Regions from separate parts of the Homo sapiens genome. Here region 1 is linked to region 2. A link is a loop called in an ENCODE intact Hi-C map of the cell type or tissue named here. Cell type or tissue: breast epithelium. All regions are shown on one strand. Links, peaks and the distances in the headings refer to the core of each region. The heading gives the core; the rest is flanking DNA.

Region 1 (5,380 bases), core at 72-5,071, 250 kb after region 2:
GTACCTACCTCATAGAACTTTTGTGAAGATTATTCATTTAATCAAGAAATAGTTGAGTGTATTTATATGCCAGCCACAATGAATAAAACTATTGTTATCATCCAGGAGCTATGGCATCTGAAGAGTCTTAACTCCATTTTAGTGAGAGAGGCTACAAGTGAACTTGAGCGTGTGTCATGAGGACAGGACATCTTTCCCCTACTATACCACATCCATATCTATTACAAAATACAAAAGTCATGTTCAAGGCCAGGTGGGGTGGCTCACGCCTGTAACCCCAACATTTTGGGAGGCCGAGGTGGGAGGATTGCTTGAGCCTAGGAGTTCGACCCCAGCCTGGGCATAGTGAGACCCCGTCTCTACAAAGAATTAAAAAATTAGCTGAGCATGATGGTGCTTGCCTGTAGTCTCAGCTGCTCAGGAGGCTGAAGTGGAAGGATCACTTGAGCCTGAGGAGGTGGAAGCTGCAGTGGGCCATGATCGTGCCACTGCACTCCAACTTGGGTGACAGAGCAAGACCCTGTCTCAAAAACAAACAAATAAACAAAAACAAAAACAAAAAAAAACCCAGGAAATTGAGTTATAACTAACTGATATATGGACAGCTCAGAAATAGAAAGTGACCAGTAGTTAAAAGACTACTTGACAAGGTTTTCATTTCAACAAATATTTATTGTTTCTGTAAAGGAATTACTTTCAGTCATGTTGAAAATCATACTATGTCTACTTACTTGTTCTACTTGTCAAAATGTTTGTTCTGCAGAATGAATGTGTAATCTTTTAAAATTAAATTGAGAGCGCTTGTAGTCTACAGGTGTTGAAAAAGAAGCAAGTATGAGTTTGTCAAGAACCCGATGCTGAGGGGCGAGTCTCCATAATGCAGTGGTTAGGAGCTCCAGTTTTGGAGTCAGACCTTGACACAAGGTGTCTGACCTCCCTGGGTCTCAGTGTCTTTATCTGTAGAAAGAGATGCGTCTCATAGCATTGGAAGATTAAATGAATTAATATAATGAAGTGCTTTAAAAAGTAAGCAGTCAATATGCCGTTATTATGAGACCACCAGTATGGTGGATTCTCATACCACAGGCATACATAAATTATGTATATAATTTCTTGTTAACTTTTGTGACGTCTTGGGGAGTCAGAAATGGTTTCCCTTTCATGCAAATAAATTAATAAGTGAAACTGAGTGATTGGATCCAAAAGAGCTAATTGGGCATGGTGAGAAAATAATAACCCAAAAGGTATCTCCAGTGTGAGAGAAAAGCCACTAAGGGTTTTTGTCACCGGAATATAAAGCAGTGAGCTTTTGCCTTTCAGAATTCTAGGTAAATATGAAAGTTGTTTCAATTTCTGATGTAAGGAATGCTGGGATTGGATTAAGCAGTTAACAGTTAACGTTTAGTTTATAGGCATTTTAATACACATAGTTGTTTTATATTTCTTTAAAACATTGAAAATTATATATCTCTTGTATATTTGGCTGGTAGAGACTAGTAATTATGTCTTGTTAATAGAGGGACTATTTTTGTTTGTTTGTTTGAGATGGAGTTTTGCTCTTGTTGCCCAGGTTGGAGTGCGATGGTGCTATCTTGGCTTACGGCAACCTCCGCCTCCCGGTTCAAGCGATTCTCCTGCCTCAGCCTCCTGAGTAGCTGGGATTACAGGCATGCACCACCAGGCCCGGCTAATTTTGTGTTTTTAGTAGAGATGGGGTTTCTCTATGTTGGTCAGGCTAGTCTCCAACTCCTGACCTCAGGTGATCCACCCGCCTCAGCTTCCCAAACTGCTGGGATTATAGGCGTGAGCCACCACACCCGGCTGGGACTTTTAAAAAATAGAAAAGTCCACAAATGAATGAAAATATGCTACAATTCTGTTTTTAGACCTAGACCTGGGGGAAACCATTCTGCTGGGATTCCACACACGCATTCCCTGCACAGCCTCAGACATAAGAAAGACTAGGTCCCCATGCTGGCCGTATGTGCCGAAGCCCATAAAAGAGATGACGACACATGCCATGACCTGCTGCCTACTGTAGTTACATTTCTGGCATGAAAATAGTTGTTTCCTGTTCAGAAGGAGTATGCCCAGTTCTCTGCTACTTCATTTACTAAGTTCACCTTTATAGAGCTTGCCTGCAAAGTGCTTTAGTCACCATAATCCACCAGGAGAATTGACCAATAAGCTGGCATCAATTTACTGCCTCCTGCTCAGGCTGGCCAGTAGTGCTGTTTCTTGGTGTGTGCTGGGAAGTCAAGAGGTACACAGGTGGCTGGGGTGGACATAGCATTTTGTTGGTGTGTTTTATTCTAAAAATCCAAGACTCTTTACCAAGTAACACACTTATTATTCAAGAATTAAAGTTTACATCTAAGCAAAAAGAAAAATTCAAAATCCTATCACTCAAAACCATTGTTACCTTCTTCATATATTTTTCTCCAGATATTTTAAAGCAGGGTTTGCATTTTTTATTTTATACTTTTTATCCTTATTGCTTTTCCTGCCTTTGAAAACTGAAAACATTACAAAAGTGTGTAACGGATGAAGGAACAATCCCTGTATCTGCTGCCTCTAAAGATCATCACTGAGGACATTTTTATTCTGCTCTTTCTTAGCAGTAACCTTCAACTTCTGCCTCTATTGGCTCGTTGTTGTTTTAAAACTTTGAGCTAGTTTTACTTAACTGGATTTGTCCTTTTCAAACTTTTTTCTTTTCTTGGCTTCAGTCCTGCCTCTTCTCTTTTTTTTTGGATGAAGAATTTTGAACATGCACAAAAGTAGAAGGAAGAGTATAATGAAACCCATTGTTCCCATCACCTAGCCCCTGTATCCCTCATTCCACAGCCAGTCCTGCTCCATTCCCAACCCACCTGTACCCCAGCCCTTATTACTTTGACCTGCTCACTTTGTAATGACCTTCTAGGGTCCTTCGCAGTCCCTAGGGCTTCACTGTCTTTTGGCTTTGAGTAAGGACCAAGTGCCTGCCCTGCTGCTCTCAGAGCTTCTCTGGAGCCTGTGCTCTGTCCCAGGCTTGACCGGCTGACCTGGGCTTTCCCCACTCACTGCTGAAAAGCCTGGAAATTCCCAGACGTTGAGTGCGCCAGCCTCGCAAGTTCAGCTCCTCATTCTCTTTCCTGTTAATGAAGAAGGCCATTGCTCAAGTCATTTGGAAGAGAAAAAGTGGAATTTACTACCTGGGTGTTCCTCATACATGCTGTTCATATAAATTTAAACTTAGATGCCTGAGAATTACATTGAACATGACAAAAATTGCTGTGTGGGCAGTTTAGTTGAGTACTTGCAGATTGATAGAGCCCTTAGTAATAATGAAGGGAAAAGGTTCTTGAAGCTGCTCTGTTCCAGAAGATGAGCTCACCAGTTAAGGAGTTTGCAACTAAAGGTCCTCATTAACCTCTTGCTGGATGGCAAAGAGGAAAAAAGAAGAAGAAAATCCAGACTCTTCAAATCCTGACCTTTGGGGAGACCTAAGAAGTCATCCTATGCTACCCCCTCCTCATGGTGGGTTCCTGCATTTCATTCAGATTTACTTACCCCAGATTTTTTTTTCACTTCAGCTTCTCTTAAGTTTGTAAAATATCCTCAAACCATCACCACGTCATGGCCATGGAGTGCTGCCATGGCTTGCTATACTGGTGGTCAGCTTTTGTGTAAGATTACATAACGAATACCACATGGAACTGGAAGATGCCAGCGTTTGAGTTGTCCCTCTTACCTAGCAACCCAATCAGTGTTTCTCAGAGGGAATGTGCTTATCCCAAGTAAAAGGTGGAGTTTATTGTGTGGCCACAAGGTGATCCAAGCCCAATTGAGTCTGTCTCCAAAATTCAGTAGGATCATGCTAAGGCCAGGGCCCGCATCCTGGCTGCATGAGCTGCCCTAAGTAAGGCCCCTCATCGCTGGTGCCGTTTGAACAGCGGAACATCCCTTTCGCTCAGCCCCCTTGGTTGGATTACCCTTTCTGAGCTTCCAGAATACTGTTTTCTATCTCTGTTGAGGCTCCTATGTTGGGAAAACTGGCCACAGGGTCAAGAGGGGTGACCCAAGCCAGAGCATTGTGTTCCCATCATAGACTGGGTGGAAACCAACCTGAGGGACAGGAAGTCCAACATCTGTTCTATCTGTCAAGGTGTCCAGCAGGTTGTACTTCTGATTGTGGTCTTGAGGCTCTTTGTTTTTGTTCAGTATGACTGCAGATGGCATTAATAGAGCCATGGTCTGCAGAGTGGGTGAGGTGGCAAAGTGAGAAAGTGAGTATGGTACATTCAAGTTACCTTTCCACTTAGCGCTCCCTGGTGGCTTCCCATTGCACTTGAAGTAAAGAATGCCTCATCCTGACCCAGCAGGGCAGCTCTTCTCAGGGCCCATCCACCTCACTAGCCTCCCTGCTTCCACTTCTTCCCTGCTTTCCAGCCACAGCTGTGTCCCTAGACACAGCAAGCTTGCGCCCACCCCCCATCCTTCGCTCTGGCTCTCCTGCCTGGGATGCTCTCCCCCATGTCATCACGTGACATGGTCTTTTTTAGACCCACAGGTCTCAGTCTGTTTCCTCATAGACACCTTTTCATTACTAATGAACTCTAAAATAGGCTCCAGACATTCGCTGTTTTATTTTCTCCAAAGTCCTTTTTACTATCTAAGTAATCTTGTCATTTGTTTGTTTGCTCATTGCCTTTCTCTCCCCACTAGACTGGAAGCTTGACATGAGAAGGGACCTTGTCAGTTTTCTTGTATGTCTACAGTGCCTAGAAAAGGACTGGTACATAGTAGGAGCTTAGTAAGTATTTGTTGTGTGGCTGATTGAATGAATGAAGATGGTTATTAGGAAGATTATGAGGTAATTGAAAGCTAAACCATGTGGTTGTTTAGCCTGAAGCAGAAAAGTCCCAGGGGCCATATGCTGGCTGTCTCAGTAATTAAAGCTGGTGCTACCCTAAAAGCACCTAGCCCTGCTTCACTCCTTTCTCTTGGCCAGATTGCTGTCCTCCAAGGAGATGGGCTTGTTCTGGGCACCCTTATGAGCCAGAACTGGAGCCAATAAGTGAAAACTCTAGGGAGACATATTTTGGCTTTAAAAGAGAGAAAAAAATAATAATAATTGCCACTTTACCTGAGGACGTAGTGGGCTTCACCAGACAGCAGTGAATTTTAAGTCACCTGAGGTATGCATATGCAGGCACAGGCTGGGTGCTCTCTTGCAGACCTGGTATGGAGAGGGCTCAGCACCTGCATGGGCAGTTAGGCAGGGTTTACAATCCTTTCAGCCCAGAGCAGCAGGGCGCCTGCCCTGTATTTTTTGTTACTTTCTTTTTCATTCAGTAAATGTCAATCACTGCGGGCCCAGCCCTTTCCCTGCCCA
Region 2 (5,380 bases), core at 92-5,091:
AAAAGTAACCTTTCATTCCTGGGATAAACCCCACTTGATTCTGCCATATTCTTATTCTATTTATATATTGTTGCAATTGATTTCCTAAAATCTGGTTTAAAAAATTTGCATTTCTGTTTATGAATGATACTGGTTTGAACTGTGTTTTGTAATATCTTTGTTTTTGATATCAGGGTAACGCTGGAAACCTTGAATGAATTGGAAAATGTTCCTTTTCTTCGGTTTTCTGGAACAGTTTGCATAGAACTGGTATAGTTTCCTTAAATGTTCAGTGGAATTTACCAGTGAATCCATCTGGTCTCAAGTTTTCTTTGTAGAAAAGTTTTTAACTGCAAATTCAATTCCTTTTTGCCATATAAGGCTATTAAAGTTATCTATTACTTGAACGAACTTAACACACTTTTCAGAAGATCCGTATGTATATATTTACATGTTTATACACACACACACACACGTATATATTTTTGTAGAAGCCTTGAAAGAAAGAGAGAATCAAACAAAATACATAGAAACAAATGAGCTGGACATACAGATAAAGCTGTGATTCACCCAGAACTTAAACAAATCACAAATTTCATAGTTTAATATTGGGACAGAAGCAAAACAACAAACAAATAATACATTTTCCCACTTCAGTAATAAAATATGGGAAGACCTGACTATGAGGGTAGAGATCAAGGCTAAATAAAGCTTTATTTATTTACATTAAAATATAATTTTATTTTTATAGAGACAGGGTCTCACTGTGTTGCCCAGGCTGGTTTTGAACTCCTTCAGCTCAAGGGATCCTCCTGCGTAGACCTCCCAAAGTGTTGGGATTACAGGTGTGAGCCACCACACCCAGCCAAAAGCTTTAAATCATTGGTGATTATTACAAGCTGCAACTCGGGCTACATATGTTACTGGGAGCTGATTACTCCTATATCTCACTGCAGCATAGAGTTTAGTTATGGCTTTTCCCCACAATATTGTGAGTTTAATGTGGAGAACTGTGAAGAAAAACAAAAGAAACCCCAACTAATAATTACAACAACTATAACAACAACCACAATAATAATAATTAATAATAAACCCCTAAGGGATGTATGAGCTGGTTTTAATTAAGTAGACTAAGAGATACTGGTTCTGACTTGCATTCATCTCTACAGTAAATAAAACCTTGTTTTTAAAAAGCTTCCCATGTTCCTAATACAGTTAAAAAAATATATATATATACTTTAACCTTTTTCCTTTCATATGCAAAGATGTTACTTTTCATTATCTCAAGAATATCTTCCTTTGAAGTCTGTGAGGGTGGATTTCAGCCACCAGAAATTGGTGAAGTGGGGGACAAGGGGGTGTGCTTGTCTCTGTGTGCACAAGTCTAAGTAAAAGAGGAGCACATAGGGGCCAAAAAGGGACAGGGGAGGGAAGCTGGAGCAGAAGGACACCTCCCTAGGGGAAGGCAGGAGGCTCTAAGTAGTGGAGCAAAAACATGGGTCCCTGGCAGCAGACTGGCTGGAATAGCCTCAAGGTCTCAGCTGTCAATTTTTTTTTCAGTCTTTTTTCCTTCTTTGTTTCATTTTGGATAATTTCTCTTGCTACATCTTGAAGTTCCTAATTTTTTTTTTCTGTGGTGTCTAATCTGTTGTCCCATTCAGTGTATTTTTCATCTCAGTTGACATGGTTTTTATCTCTAGAAGTTTAATTTGGATCTTTTTTTTTTTTTTTAATATCCCAGGTCTCTTAACATAGCCAGTCTTTAGCTTCTTGAACATATGGAATACAATTCTTTTTTAAAAAAATTTTTTTACATAGCTGTCTCCTCAAACATGTAAGGTATATGTATTTATTTACTTAGAAATGCTGGGATTTGGAGATGTTAGAATCAATAATGCTTATATTTCTTGATTGTAAATGCTATCAGAACATAAAGCTATTCAAATTATAAGTGATAAAAGGATGTATTATAATCTTCTGATCTCTTAGGCTAATAGAATAAACAAATCATCTCTTAAAAATACAGTAAAGTGATATAGTATTCAGAGAAGTAATTACTAATGTTATTTATTTAGAAAACATATATGCCCTTCAGACTATTGTATCCGTTTGGTTGCTTTCCTTTTATAAAGGAAAGTCTTCAATACAATACAATAATTATTGAAAAATGAGTAGTTTTATCGTTTGTCTCACCATAATTTAACAAATACTTGGGTATAGAGTTGAACTGGTTTATCTACTGTTTACACTTTTGAACGGCATTCAATTAAGGTTAGTTTTAGTAAAGATCTTAGAATCTCAGATGGGACTTTTCAGCTTTAGGAAATTGGAATGTGTCCCTGGACTATGCCCATGCCAGAGTGCCAAGCTAAAAGAATGTAGGAAACCTCTGACCAGGCCCTTCAGGGGACTCTGTGCAAAATAATGAGGTCACTAGCATGAAGAGCTCTGGACTCTGAGGCAGTTGGAACAGGATTCTATAATTTCTTTCCAATATTATTATTATATATTATATCTCTTTGAGGCTAAGAATCCAGGGAAGGGAAAGCAGAAATGGGGTTGCTCAACTGAGAGGTTAAAAAAAAGATGAGGGATGGGCCGGGCACCATGGCTCACGCCTGTAATCCCAGCACTTTGGGAGGCTGAGACAGGCGGATCACGAGGTCCGGAGATTGAGACCATCCTGGCTAACATGGTGAAACTCCATCTCTACTAAAAAAATGCAAAAAAGTTAGCCAGGCGTGGTGGCAGGCACCTGTAGTCCCAGCTACTTGGGAGGCTGAGACAGGAGAATGGCGTGAACCCAGGACGCAGAGCTTGCAGTGAGCTGAGATTGCGCCACTGCACTGCAGCCTGGGCGACAGAGCGAGACTCCGCCTCAAAAAAAAAAAAAAAAAAAAAAAAGATGAGGGATGAAGGACCAGAAGTTAGAAGAAGGAAGAGCAGTCTTGCAAGCTTGAGGGAGTGAGGAGAGGGATGTGGTTAGAGAAAGAAAGCTCCCTTAGAGGCCCTGGAGGTAATGCTTTTCTGGAATACAATTCTAATAACTATTACTTTCCTGTTCTTTATTCTCACTTATTTCTATGTTCTCATTCCCAGTCCTCCTTCTTCTTCTCTCTCTCTCTTACTCTCTTTTTCTCTCCTCTTTCTCTCTTAGACATACACACACATACACACACACACACCCCTGTTTAAGAAGTAAATGTGAATATGGAAAGCAGATGAGAAGGGAGGTTGGATTGAATTGTGGAGTATTTATTTCAGTTTTTATTTCAATAGTTTTAGGGGTACAAGAGGCTTTCTTTACATGGATGAATTGCATAGTGGCGAAGTGTTGGCTTTTAGTGTACCCATCACCCCTATAGTGTACATTACAACTCTTTTCTATTTAACTACTGTATGCTTCTGATCCAGGGAAGGTATCTTTTAAAATTTCCTTTAATTCCCTAATACAGATCCTTCTTGACTTCTGATGGCGTTGCATTCCAATAAACCCATCATAAGTTGAAAATGTCATAGATTGGGCCAGGCACGGTAGCTCACGCCTGTAATCCTAACACTTTGGGAGGCTGAGGCGGGCAGATTGCTTGAGCTCAGGAGTTCGAGACCAACCTCGGTAACGTGAAACCTGTTTCTACCAAAAATACAAAAAATTAGCTGGGTATATGGTGGTGCGTGCCTATAGTCCCAGCTACTTGGGGGGCTGTGGTGGGAGGATCACTGGAGCCTGGGAGGTGGAGGTTGTAGTGAGCTGAAATCTCACCCCTGTACTCCAGCCTGGGTAACAAAGCGAGACCCTCTCTCAAAAAAAAAAAAAAATTACAAATTGAAAATGATTGTAATACACCTACTGAACATCATAGCTTAGCTTAGCTTACCTTAAATGTGTTCAGAACACTTATGTTAGCCTAAAGTTTGGCAAAATCATTTAACACGAAGCCTTTTTTTTTTTTTTTTTTTTGAGACAGAGTCTCGCTCTGTTGCCCAGGCTGGAGTACAGTGGCGCGATCTTGGCTCACTGCAGGCTCCGCCTCCCGGGTTGATGCCATTCTCCCGCCTCAGCCTCCCGAGTAGCTGGGACAGCAGGTGCCCGCCACCACGCCCAGCTAATTTTTTGTATTTTTAGTAGAGATGGGGTTTCACCATGTTAGCCAGGATGGTCTCTATCTCCTGACCTCGTGATCCGCCCGCCTCAGCCTCCCACGCCTGGGATTACGGGTGTGAGCCACCGCGCCCGGCCACACAAAGTCTTTTTTATAATAAAGTGTTGAATACCTCATGTAACTTATTAAATACTGCACTGAAAGTGAAAAACTGGTCATGGGGTCCTTGAAGTACAATTTTACTGAATGAATATAGCTTTTGCACCATTGTAAAGTTGAAAAATTGTAAGTTGAACCATCATAAGTTGAGGACCGTCTGTCTGTACAATCTTATATATAATTAATTCAGAGGTTTATTGATTGATTGATAACATTTTCATGCTGTAGCACCCTTAGTTCTACTTTATTAGCACTTGTGATTGTATTGTTTATTGTATAAGAAGTCTTAAATCCTGTGTTCATAAAATTCCTTCCAAAGAAGTCAGCATACTTCATGCTAATTAATTTATTGATTGTCTCAGCCTTTGGCTTTTACCATACCCAAAGAGTATCCCACTTCCTCAGGCATCCAGGATCCTGCCTCAGCTTAAGGGTCATTGTGTGATCTTGTACTGTGCTAATGAAAGGAACACTCAGATTATAGTATTGTGGGCAGAGCCCAGGCCTGATTCTCGGGGACTTCGAAACTTCTGGCCAGTAGGAAGGAATACATGTGACACTGTCCTTGAACTCAAAACTACCCACCACATGTAGAATTTGCTCTGACACTGCAAATACTCAATTGGACTCAGTGTAATATTTGTATCTCAAAGGAATTGAAAGCTGAGATTTCAAATGGGTTTCATGGAATTTTGATCAGTTAGAAAATAATTAATGGAAAACTATCTAGCTGTTAAAATTGTCTCATTCTTCTTGCAGTGCTTTTAATTGTGTTACACATGTTTTTTGTTTTTATTCTTGAGTTCTGGTCTGAAGTGATTGTCAGTGGTTTGTGTTTGATCAGAAGATCCATTGCCCTTTCTTGTATCCCTGCCCTACCTCCATGAGTCTCCTTGTGATACAACTTCAGAAGAAAAGATGAAAATCGAGGTTTTTGTTAACTCCTAGAAGGTGATAGAAGGACATGATAGAACCTGGCAGATTTTCAGTGGAAAAGATTGAGTCTAGAATTAAAAGACTATGTATGTTTTTATATGCATTCTATAGTCTTATTTGTTGGTAATTGAAAAGTTACAAAGTAATGTATGCAAAATATGTGTAAGGTATATAGAATAGCAGGACAATGAATACCCAATGTA

Evidence for each region. A loop is a pair of places that touch in the nucleus more often than their neighbours do. Peaks named below come from ENCODE experiments on the same cell type or tissue, not always from the same donor. Only the 100,000 strongest peaks of a DNase experiment are listed, where the experiment ranks them.
Region 1: it touches region 2 in a loop (5-fold over the local background); 1 of 110 quality-filtered maps calls a loop at or near these places.

What each region holds. Positions count from the first base shown.
Region 1 is chr2:232,226,443-232,231,822 of GRCh38, forward strand. All of the region lies in intron 10 of DIS3L2 (DIS3 like 3'-5' exoribonuclease 2), which reads left to right. Among named protein-coding and RNA genes, the nearest start is that of MIR562, 56 kb to the left of the region's middle. RefSeq lists a silencer at 4,236-4,325 and an enhancer at 5,021-5,380. In breast epithelium, for the core only: no CTCF peak of the experiment used is centred there; a DNase peak (open chromatin) is centred at 3,047; H3K27ac peaks cover 1,160 bases.
Region 2 is chr2:231,972,846-231,978,225 of GRCh38, forward strand. All of the region lies in intron 1 of DIS3L2 (DIS3 like 3'-5' exoribonuclease 2), which reads left to right. Among named protein-coding and RNA genes, the nearest start is that of DIS3L2, 14 kb to the left of the region's middle. In breast epithelium, for the core only: no CTCF peak of the experiment used is centred there; no DNase peak of the experiment used is centred there.